Regions from separate parts of the Homo sapiens genome. Here region 2 is linked to region 1. The links are chromatin contacts, found by Hi-C or POLR2A ChIA-PET in ENCODE. All regions are on one chromosome and are shown on one strand. The core of a region is the stretch at or near the end of the contact, and the rest is flanking DNA. Distances in the headings are between cores, read along the strand shown. Region 1 overlaps MEIS2 (Meis homeobox 2). Region 2 overlaps MEIS2 (Meis homeobox 2).

Region 1 (6,016 bases), core at 936-3,435:
AGTTCTCCCAACCAAATACCCTACTTCTTTTTCATTTCTACCACCTTAATCAGAGCTCGTTTTGTTTCCCTCTTCTGCCTGGATTGGACAAGAACTTTCCATCTTCTCAGCTTCTAGATTCTCATCAGTTCAGTTCATCCTATACATAGCTCTTGGAAAGATCTTCCTCAAACACCATATTTTATCATTCTACCATTTAGGAATTTCAAGAATTCAATTTATCACTCAAGAACCTCTACCAGATTGCGTGTTAATCATAGCCATGTTTTCCAGATCGAAGCTGGGAGCCAGTCAGAGTTCAATTCCTTTATCCTCCCTTGCACAACATCGGCCCCGGTCTGGACTGGTGCTTTACAGCATGCCATTTCCTTGTTTTCTCTTCTTCCAACATTCCACGTTCTTTTAATCTGCTTCAGCTTTCTTCCTCCAAGAATTTGAAATTAATCTTTATCTTTAACTTCTTTAATTGACTTCATGACACTTATTTACTGACTATGGACTATTTTGACTTGTAATTATTTGTGTGTTCTCCAATTGTGATTTTCAGTTTGTTTCTGTGGGTGTGGAAAATAAAAATCTTTAAAGGCATAACTTGCATTTTCATATATATGGAGAAAGAAACTCATATAACTATATATGTATGTATTGATAATTTTATATATAACTTTGTCTTATATTCTGTCATTAAATTTGTCTTATGTGAAGTATAGAATATGGAAGATTTACCAATGTGTGACACATAGATAGATTACTATGGACCTTAAAAATTATTTGGTCTAATTTTTTTTAGGATTAAAACAGGATGAAAATAAGCCTTACATTATATCTGCTCCTTTATACCTAGCTTTACCTTCCGCCCTCTTCCCATGCCAAACCCAGTCTCTCATTGGGAAACACACACACATGCCCCTAGAGAAAGCATCTATGAATACAATTCTGTGAACGTGGAGGAGGTAGGTGATTAGTAACTTTTGACTGGCCAAAGGGTGATGTAGGTTAAAGCAAGAAATGAGGGTGAGAAAAATCTCTGTTCCCCTAGATAGAGGGGAAGGGAGCAAACACTAGAACATGGCATGATTGAGTATAATAGAAGTGAGAATGTTTAGCAACCATTCTTTTCTCCTTTGTTTCTGGCATTTCCACCCCTCCCCACCCCCCGACAAAATTCCTGTCTTTGATCTATGCAGTAATATGTCTAAATATCCTAGAATTGGTAACTCTGTCTGTATGTATGTGTGTATATGTGTCTGTGCGTGTCCTTATCACCCCTACTTCAGCAGCAGCACAGAAAACTGAGCCAGGTGTTAATGAATTCATCTCTGGCAAAGTTTATTGCTCTGTGTGTGTGTGTTTCCATGCATGTACATGTGCACACACACACACACAATACACATACATATACCTACATACATGTGGCTGATGACTTCTCACAGTGTATCTCAAAGCATTATTGCATGTCCCACTTGGTTGATAGGGCATCTCTAGCCTGACAGATTTATCTGTTGAGAACAGGATTATGCATTTGAAACCAGTTTAATTCTTAGCAAGACAATGCACATGTCTTATGTAGATTTTGTTGTTGGTTTTTTTCTCCTTCGTAAGTTACTCGGGGAAAGTCATGTCAATATAAATCAGTGGTAATGAAATCAACATTATAGCATCTTTGATAATGCATTTGCTAAAGCCTTTCTGGACGTTTACCCAGCTCTCAATGATTGATATTACAGGCAGTGGATAAACATTTTTGATGGATCTGTTTGCTCACAGATAAAAAAAAAAAAAGAAGAAAATGTAATCCTTTTATCTCTTTGATTCAAAGAGTGTAATGCCATTGGAAAGGAAGCAGTTCAAATGTGGTCATCATAGGTTGGTGGCACCAAAAATAGAAACTCACTTAGGGTAAAATTTGCTGTCAGAAAAAATGGAGCATTCTTTCTGAACTCAGGAGCGTGTGGTTCATGCGAGCTTCCTTGTAGATGGTTGCTACAATAAGGCTTCTTTCATACAGGTGTGTTTATGCCCCAGGCTTGCTGGCCACAGTCCATTCCATTTACAGAAGCTGAATTAAACAATAACTACTGCATTGCAAAAAATGGTGGGGGTGGGAGGAAGGGGAGGGGGAAAGGTGAGCGTCAAAGGAGATGCCTGAGAGCTTTGTTAGGGCCAAGAAAAACCCTGTTGCAGTTGTCAGAGCTTGTTGATGTTGCTGGGAACGGCACTTTTTTTTTCTCCTGGATTTTGTGGTTCTGCCTTAGGAAAGAAAGTAAAATAGAACGGAAGAACAAAGTCCTACTCTATAAATCAGCAGCTGCTCCTTGCCAGATCAAAGGAGTGACATTTTTGCTCCTGGACTACTTGTCCACTTGAGGGCTTGACAGGCAGCTAACAGCTGGCCTGCTAGACTGTATGGGAGAATCAGCCTACATCTTCTTCTGAGCAGATGACAAGCTAATCAGAGACATATCCATAGCACAGGGCATGTGAGTGCACCTTGATCTCTTCAAACATATCTAATACATAATTGCTAAACAGCTTGGTGCATTTTTGGCCAGTTAATGCTTAGGTGGTTTCCATTAAGAAGTAGGATAGAGAATTAATACTTCAATCAAAGGTGATCATGAAAGCTAAAAAGCTACTAGATTTGTTGGGATCTTTTCCTCTTACAGTAAAATGGCTAGGAACATAATGGGAGTTGGCTAAGAATGTGTGCAACTGATTGTGAAGTGACTGGTTGATTTGCAAAGCCAGGTCAGGCTACAGTGCTCAGATACAGAATAGGTAATTAGAAATCAGTAGTTTTGAAAATGATTGTGCCTGCTTTTTATGTTGATAGAGTTAAATAAACTTGTAGGTGTACCTTCTGTGTCTGCAAAAAGTTATTTTCAGAAGCACTGTAAGGTGTGTAGGTATCCAGATCTGGAATTTTAATGTCAGTAGTAAAAGTTTCAAAGTAATTCAGTTTCTAGTTGACTTCCATCTGCAATAAATCATGTACAGGATGAGGTAATATACTACAACTTATGTCTATTGACTTAGGATTTTATCTTTAAGAGGATAGATCCTAGATGTGAATAGCTAAGGAAGTTTGAGTGTTTTCTCCTCCCTTGCTTTCAAATAGCTTTGAAAGATCACTTTTATAGTGCATGATAAATAGCTACATATGAATAATCTGATGGCATTCTGTAAGAGTAACAGTGCTTCAAAATCGTAACCTGCTGGGATGTTTTGTTACATGCCATCAAGTGTGATTGTATTCATGGAATAGTGTTTACTGTTGCTCAATATTGTAAAGGAAATAAAAGATAATTCCCTATCTGAGGGGAAATTTCTCAAATATTTTAATTAAAAGGTCCCTACAGTTACCCATATAAACCTTAGTCAAATAAGATAACAAATTTTCTTGATCTCCTTTAAAAATTCTTTTATGTATAAAAATAATTATATTTATTAAAAACTCCAACAGTACAGAATTATTTGGAAAAAAAGATAGAAATCTACCATTCTCCTATCCATGCCTGAGAGATAGCCTCTGTTAACAGTCTTCACAAAAACATTTTACTGGCCCAGCTTTTCCTTTAAGAGGTACAGATGGAGTACAATAAATTAAATTATTATAAAGTGTTTATTGCCCAAGGCAAGTGAGTAAAAGGCTGTTTAGATCTAAGATACCTAAAGAGAAGAGTATGTGCATTTTTTTGCAGCTGAGATTCACAATTAAAACTTGATCTTTGCAAGTTTCTATTCTTAAGCAGAGCACTAGAATTTGATATGTGATCTAGAGCAAGGCTTCTCATACTTAAATGTACATAAATCCCTTGGAGATCTTTTAAAATGCAGAATCAGATTCAGTAGCACAGGAATGGGGACGGTAATGTATTTCTGCATCTCTAACAAGCTCAAGGTGATGTTGCTACTGGTCCATGGCACACATGTAAAGTAGCAAGGATCTAGAGAACCATACAGAGAGTGTGATTCCAAAAGAGCTCACTCCCCTATCCACCTCCCACCCCTGCAGGCAGATGCCTGCCCCAGTGTCTAAAATCTCCACCATAGCATTGTACATTTGGATTAAACTCCGATTTTTAGAAAGATCCGGCGATATGAACACACGCTACCTGTAGGAGTACAACACAGTTATTACCCTGTGGCCAATCCAGCATAGATTTGTTTAACAGCCACCCACCTATTCCTAATTACTATCTATGAGAGAACAGAGCTATTTAGGAGCATTGGATAGGTGCATTTTGACTGTAAGCTAACATTTAATGAGCTTGCTATGTGCCAGGCATTGTGCTAAGGATCTTGCATACAAAATCTCCCTCAATCCTCAAAACCACCCAGGCCCAGTTATTTCCTCAGTTTACAGATAGGAAACAGAGTGAAGCTTGGGAAGGTTAAGAAGAACTGTCCAAATTCACACAGCAAATAAAGGGCAGAGGACATGAGCCCATGCTCTTCACCGTATTGCTCTATGCATAAGTCTGGAGTATACAACAATAATGGAGAAGGGCATGCTCAAAGTAGAGTATTTTAGTAAAGAACCTCCAGGAGCCCTTGTAACTTTAGGGAAGAATTAGATGAAAGTAAGAATATTGAAAGAAGACAGTAGAAGGCCATCACTTACTTGATAATTTTGTCCAGGGCCTTTTATGTCAGCATGAACACTCCATTATTCAAGCCATATTCATAAAGGTACAAAATGTTGTGATTCCAGATTAACATCATGTTTTTATATTATAAATTTATTAGTATTTAGTTCATGTGTTTTTAAAGGTGTAGGCAAATCTAGTATTCTATCAAATTATAAATCAAACTATTGCTTAGGGAAATTCATTATGATCCATGAGTCTGTCCCTAAGTAACATATGAATCTCATTCATTTACCTTACTTTGCTCACGGTTGTCTGTGAGAAAGGAGCCATTGTCTGGTCACCAGTGGAAAACTTATGTCTGCGACATGACTCCATCATTTGCGTGCCCAAGTTCATCTTCAAAGGCATTAAGCTTGCCTTATTCACTGATTTAACCATTTTAATGTATCTTACTGAGAAAATCCTACTCTCAGCTGTAACCATAGCACAGAGAAATACTTGCTTTTTTTGTAAAGTAAGAAAACATGGAGAAATTTGATAAGTGACTTGCCAAGGCTGAAGTTTCATCATTTGAAACACCAGCCAGGAGCAAGTGCTGTGAATAAGCACTGTGGCTGATGGGTCCCAGGGCTGGGGACAGTAGGGAAGCAGGGCCTTTTCATGTTTTAACAGGTCCCCGGTCACTGAGCTACCTACGCCTTTCCCCAGTTGATCTGATCTCTCTTCAACGGTTCAGTCCCCTTCCCTGCGCAAAGCAATCCATGCAGAATCTTCAATTCCAGCTATTCTTGATTCCTCCTCAGAGTGTTCAGGGATGGCAGCTTTCCAGGTAACTCCATGGAGGCCTGCACTTTCTAACAAAAGGAATGCCTCCAAAAGGAGTTGGTTACCAGGTGTGGCATGAAGTTAGTGAACCAGAAAGAAGGGATTTATCCGCCATTTAAAAAGATTGGGGGGTGGAGAAAGAAAGGAATAAAGAAAAGAAACCAACAACAAACAGGAATGACACCTAAATCTACTTCTATCAATCTGAACCATACTTCGGAGTAAAAAGTCTTTAAAGAAAAATCATGATGGTCAGAGTTCAGTTGTAGAAAAGTATGCAAAGCTACCAAGTTTAGACTTTCTGAGGACAGGAGAGGTCTCTGGGAAATAGCTCTTCAGCAAGGCAGTAAGATGAGATTACAGTGATATTTGCTACCTTGGGTTTATTTGTTTTAATGTATTTTTTCATCTCTGAGTTGAGTCAGAAAGGCCTCGTGATTCTTGGAACATCATTGAATTTATTTCTATAATTAAGTTATTTTTAAACTAACAGTCTTAGTATATAATTTTTAAGGATCACACATACTCATGCATTTTCTACTTAAGTAAAATTTAGAGAAAAAGTAGATAGTCTTAGTAGATACTCTCCCAAGCTTTTG
Region 2 (6,016 bases), core at 1,125-3,624, 63 kb before region 1:
ACAGAGTAGATAAACTGGAAGTGAGATAGTGAAATTCATTTTTATCTACATTTCCTCTCAATTCTCACCCTTTATGGGAGCTCTTTTTCTTCATCCTGAGAAAATTCAGATAATTAAATGCAGTTAAGAGTGCAAACTAAGAGAAGAAATACAACAATGTCCCATTAGGAAGGTTGTGGCTGATGAAGGCTTAAAATACTTGCTACCACTTAACAAGTAAAAATGACTGCAATGTCATAGAATATTCTTCAAATGTCTTTAACAAAAAATCCAAATAAACTAGAACTAAATGATGGCCGGTTTACGTTTCAAGATGAGAAAGCGAAGTGAGGAGGACTGGTTTTGATCTGCAGCAATCATCTCTTCAATAGATACTTTTTTACTGAGATCCTCAACTATACAGTTCTGAGCTAGGCACATGCAAATTAAAGAGTTGCGTGAAATATGGTTCATTTTATTGAGAACCTTACTCTTTACCCCCCAGTTTCTATAATGCAAGTACTATAATGTATATCTCTCCTAAATGAATAATATAAATGAAGTGTGACCCAGATATCAGCTGATTCCTTTGACTGCACAAGTGAATTGCTTTTAAACCAACATAGCCTTGATGCAAAATTCAGCCACTTCATCAGCTTCCTTAAGAAATCCAGTCATATCAAGGATTTTGTGAATTCTCTAGTTTTGCTGAAGACTTTTAGTGTCAAGGGGAAGTGTCACATCACATAGCACACGTATCACTTGAAAAACTCCCTTTATGCAATCTCTTCCCAGGCCTCGCCTCTTAACTTTAATCGCCTCTCCACCTCTTCTCCTAGGCAGCTCTCAACACAGCTTCTCAGCAATTCAGGCTGAGTAGCTTCCTGCTTTGACAAGAAACTTGCCTGCCATTAGAAACACAGGCCTGGGGGATTTATTTCAACCCCTATTTTTCAACCCACAGGCTTATCAAAGATCCTTTTCAATAGAGCTGATTCTTCCTACAAAGAAATTTCTAACCAGCATCTAAAGAAAATTTTCTCCGTATGATTTTTTTAGAAGCACAGAGAAAGAAAAAATCACTTCAAAGTAGTGATCAAGAAGCTGGATCTTGAAGAAATGTATATCAATCAGAATAGGATTTGTTACGCTGCTTCGACAAATAGCACCAAAAACCTCAGTGGCTTAACACAAAAGAGTTGTTTCTTGGGCACACAAAATCAGTGGTGAGTTCAGGCTATTCTCTGAGGCTGGCTGTCCTCCTTATACAAGCTCAGCATGTAAAGTTTCTTCCACTTTGTGACACCACACTCTTAACAAGTACCTCCATGATTGCAGCGGCAATAGAGAGGGCTAGGGGAGTTCATAGCAGCAAGTGAATTCTTCAGCCCCCAAAATAGCACACATACCCTTAATCACAGTCCTTTGTCTAGTGATCAGTTGCATGGTCATGCCCAATTCATGGGGAGGAGAGGTATAGAGGGACTGGGAAACACAGTGTATAGAAAAAGGGGAGGAGAGAAAGAATGGTGAGATTTTGAATATCTGCAAGATGGAAGGGGTTTTGGTGGCAATAATAGAGGAATAAAATAGAGAAGACAATGTGGTTTGGTTAGGATTTTATATTTGTGTTGCAGAGTAGTGGGATATAAATTTGGAAAGATAGTTTGGGATATTGTGAAAGGCCTTAGAGTGCAGGCCAAGAATCTGTTTTATTGGTGACATGGAGCTATACCGGTTTTGGGAAGTGTATGAATGATCCATTTGATGTCTTGTGTACTTGCTAGGTGGTGACTGCTGGGGCCAATTTGTAGTCAATTTAGAGACATGAAGATCAGTTAAAGACTTTCTTCCAAATCAGCTTAGTATAAGGAAAATACCTGCATTCTGGTGTTCTTGGGGAAAATGCAAAGGACACTGTCCTAATCCATCTTCCCTCTATGTGTGTCCCAGCTGAAGATTCTTTTTTGCATCCTATCTCACCTCATTCAATTAACATACCCTTTTAAAAAATCACTTTTAAGACCCACCAACAGGAAAATAAGATGCTGAATAACCACACATCACAAAATATTTATATTTACAAATACTAGTGATATCATGAGCGTTTAAAATGTGTTAGGATATCGCTATGTGAGGATGACAGGATTGATGTAGAAAACTCCCATTACATGACAGAGCAATGGAAACAAGGAATGATTCTGATTTATGACTGTATTTACCCAGTATGAATAAATAAATAGCTACTATTTATTATGTGCTTAATTACTATGTGCCAGACACCATGTTAGTACTTACATCCTTTAACATGACCCACAGGCCCAGGATGGTCTGGCACCAGCTACTTCTCCAGCCCCCATCCTTCCACTGAGCCCCTCTCACTCTGCAGTAGGGCTCTGGGCTCCTTGCCATCCTGCCTTCCTAGCTGGCTCTGACTACACTTGTCTATGATCAAATGTCACCTTCTCAAAATGCTCTCCCTGGCTACCCTACATAAAAGAGCAGCATCCCCAGTTATTTTCTATCTCTGTATAGTGCCTTGTTTGTCTTCATGAAGTTTGTTACCCCCAGAGAGATTCTGTATTTTTCATTTAGTACCTTCACTCCTTGCCAGAATATAAATTCCATGAGGTCAGAGATTTTTCTCTCCTGTAACAGTGCCTGGCACTCAATATCCATTTGGTCAATTAATACATGACTTATTTAAACCTCATAAGAACTCTATGAGGTAGGTACCATTAATTTTCCTATTTTATAAACGAAGAACTCAAGTCCTGGGGTGATTCAGTATCTCCTTCAAGGTTTTACAGTAAGTAATCTGCCAAGCCAAGATTAAAAGCCAGGACCGTCTGATTCCAAAGCCCCTACTTTTAGCCATAATACTCGTCTGGTGATGCGATACTAAGATCATGGTAATTAAAAGTTACTGTAAAATTATTCCTTGAGAATGTGTATGCTTGAGCCATTTCTCTGACATTAATATATATTTATTGAAAACATGATAAATATTTCTATATGTATGAGAAAGTGAACTTACTTCCCCCTTCTCCCCCTAAAAATGGTGTCTTGTGGAGCTAATAGATGGTGATCTCAAAGAGCGAATTTGCTCATATGGGCCAAATGTTTCCTCCTGCAGAGTGGGCTGCTTCCCAAAGAATTAGCCCTCCTCAAAATGAATTATTAACCCCAGCGTCCTGGCCAAATTCCCACTTGGATAGCCTAGGAACTGTTCAAAACTTGGAATCTATTGAAATTAGCCTGGCTTGATTGCAGTTTCTGCATTAATTGTGATATAATAGAGTTTCTCCAGAGATTTGAGCATATATTATTCTAATGTGTATAAGCTCACTTTGTCTCTTAATCTTTTTTAGTTTCTTCTTCCCCTCGTGAGATATAGCCTGAATTTCTTTATAAGTTTTTGTTTTTGTTTTAATTTCCCAGAATGAATGACAGTGAGCTCTTTTTTTCTTGGACTTGTCAAAGCTTTTTCTCACTTGAATGACTAGTTAGTCTCCTGGTCATTATCGCAGTGTGTTGCAGACATTAGCCACAGAAGTTTCTAGATCCCCAACTCTCTTGTGCAACTATAGCCTGGGCTAGGGAAAAGTTTGCTCCATGAAATTTTCCTAATTGTTTCTTTCAAGTTTCTTCAAGAAGCTTATGTTCTGGTGGGAGACATATAAATATTTTAAAGTTTAAATTAACTGACCTAATGGTGGAACTATTCAGGACTTCCATATTCATCCTACAGTTATTGGCTTTTAATTTCTTTAGGCAATTTTGTTAAATGTTATAGGCCACTTGTGTTGTCCATGAGCAGATATAGTATCACTTACATTCTGGAGGGACAGAGAGGTATGAGTTTAGTTAAATTACTAAATCTTACACAAAACTAAAATACCTTAGAAATTCATTGCCTTGCATTGTTTTGATGGCAACTGTAGACCTCATATAATTAATCACATCTTGCCAATATCACATAATTATTTTATCTGTAAGTTGACCTTGCTTGCCTTGAGTTGGTATAATCAAATCTTCAGTGTAATAGATTATATTAGAATGGGTAACATCACCAATGTTTTCATATCCAAAGTTTCTCCCTAATCTATATGAAGAATAAGAATGAAGATTTTGTTAAAAGACAAATAATTATTCCTAGGAAGTAGTTAGCCTCATGGATTTTCAACATAGGGAAAGAAATTGAGAACTCGAAGCTTAAGTTCTTGCATTTAATTCTGCCTGGATCACAAACAAGTAATAAGTCACAAATGCTTCCTGCGTTCGGTTCTTTACCTTTATCAAGTGAGATGAGACAATGGATATGAGCCATGTGCACTTAGAACTTCAGCAGCTAATATTAGAAAAATGCTTTGAAAATGACAGATGGAAAGAGCTATAAATGCAATTGCTAATGGATTTATGTGTTCTCTCTCCCTCCTTCCAACCTATTTCTGCCAGTATTTTCCAAAAAATTTCCCAGAGCTCCACCTGAAGTGTGACCTGATGACACCATAGCACATGTGTTTCCTGAGTTGGTTGAGTGTTTCCAAAATGTATCTACACTTTAAATTCAAATGTTTATCCACTAGGGTATTAAATTATGGAAAGTGTTACTGCCTTGGAATGACAGTCATGTACTTCTGCCCAGACTATTATGACAAGTTCTATGGGGCTTTCTACAGGTTTTTCCCCTTCTTTCTGAATCAATATGGGCTAATAGAAATATATAATTTCTCATGAAAAAAATCCAGATTTTCATTAATGTAAATGAATTGATAGAGAATATGCTTTTAAATCTGTAACATGCAGAATTTTTCCCTCCCCTTGTCATTAGTCTCCTCCCAACTAAGTGGTTCTAACTGCTAATTTGAGAATTACCGGTAAAGACTAACATTTCCCTTGCTTTCCTTGTGCACTCTAAATGAGACATTCCCTGTTTCAGACTCAGGTCAAGCACTGAAGAAATATTCATTCCCTTACAAAATACTTATTGAGCTATACTGCTCTCCTAGACTTTTTCCTAAGAAGCTGGACATACAGCAATGAACGGAACACAGAAGAGAAAATCCAAGTGCTTATTAGTAAATCCACCAGAATGTTTCATTTGGCATTTTTTTGTAAACATCTAGATTTGTTCATAAAGAAATCAGAAAAGCATTCGTCCTTTGGGGAGTATTAATTGTTTTGCAAGAAAGTTATTTATCTTACAAAAGGACTCACTTTAGCGAACAGCAAATTCCCTTCATGATTCAACTTAGGATATTTCAATTTGCATTTACTTCAGTAAAGCACAGTCTATGTTGAATTCCCTTGCTGACAGGTTTTATGCTTACAATAACTTAGGGCTAATAGTCCTAAATGTCCAAAAGAAAGTAATGTCTCCAGAGAGTGTAGTTCTAGGTTCTTCTATAACATCTTTAGCATTCCATTCACTTAAAATGAAAACAGACAATGTGTTCAGGAACTTATGGGAGAGAATTAAAAGAAAGCATAACCAGTCAAATGCCAAAATGCTAATTTCAATCTCTGTTTCTACATTGCTCCAGTCACCTGACTTGTTAAAGATCTCGCCTGGGATGAGGCAGCTATCCATCAATGTTCGTAGAATTGTACAAATACCACAACAATAAAATGAAGATAGGTTTATTCATTCCTTGTAGTAGTATGTTCCCAGGCCATTTCAAAATTGGCTAGTTAGGTTGGAAAGAAGATGAAGACTTTATAAAATAGTGGCTTATGCATTTCTTCCTTAATTTCCTGTTTGTGCTCTACACTGTATGAAAATTTTACACCTACAAATACCTGAACTGACAAAGTCTTTCCTTTAGTTTCTGCTAGGTCAGACTTGGTGCTAAATGGAGGAGAGTTTGTCAGTATAGTTTCCTCAGTATCCAGGTCAAATCCAAGTTTCACTCTTTTTTTTTTTTTTTTGAGATGGAGTCTCGCACTGTCACCCGGGCTGGAGTGCAGTGGCGCAATCGCGGCTCACTGCAAACTCTGCGTCCCAGGTTCAAGCGATTCTCCTGCCTCAGCCTCC

The links. Hi-C counts contacts between places; a loop is a spot of excess contacts on that map. ChIA-PET counts read pairs that join two places held with the same protein, here RNA polymerase II (POLR2A). Pooled maps may share reads with other maps.
Region 2: a pooled map shows a loop between it and region 1 (2.2-fold over the local background). The contact joins two enhancer-like sites. A Hi-C loop is called at or near these places in 8 of 168 maps with a recorded cell type or tissue (Caco-2, aorta, dorsolateral prefrontal cortex and 3 more) and 4 of 50 pooled maps. POLR2A ChIA-PET finds 5 or more read pairs at or near these places in 4 of 52 experiments (GM12878, HEK293, Panc1 and 1 more).

Annotation. Positions count from the first base shown.
Region 1 is chr15:36,900,405-36,906,420 of GRCh38, reverse strand. All of the region lies in intron 9 of MEIS2 (Meis homeobox 2), which reads left to right. Among named protein-coding and RNA genes, the nearest start is that of MIR8063, 69 kb to the left of the region's middle. Within about 2 kb of position 2,185, at least 2 of the 41 ENCODE cell types and tissues checked have a DNase peak (open chromatin) inside an H3K27ac peak, as active enhancers do.
Region 2 is chr15:36,963,274-36,969,289 of GRCh38, reverse strand. All of the region lies in intron 8 of MEIS2 (Meis homeobox 2), which reads left to right. Among named protein-coding and RNA genes, the nearest start is that of MIR8063, 6.6 kb to the left of the region's middle. Within about 2 kb of position 2,374, at least 2 of the 41 ENCODE cell types and tissues checked have a DNase peak (open chromatin) inside an H3K27ac peak, as active enhancers do.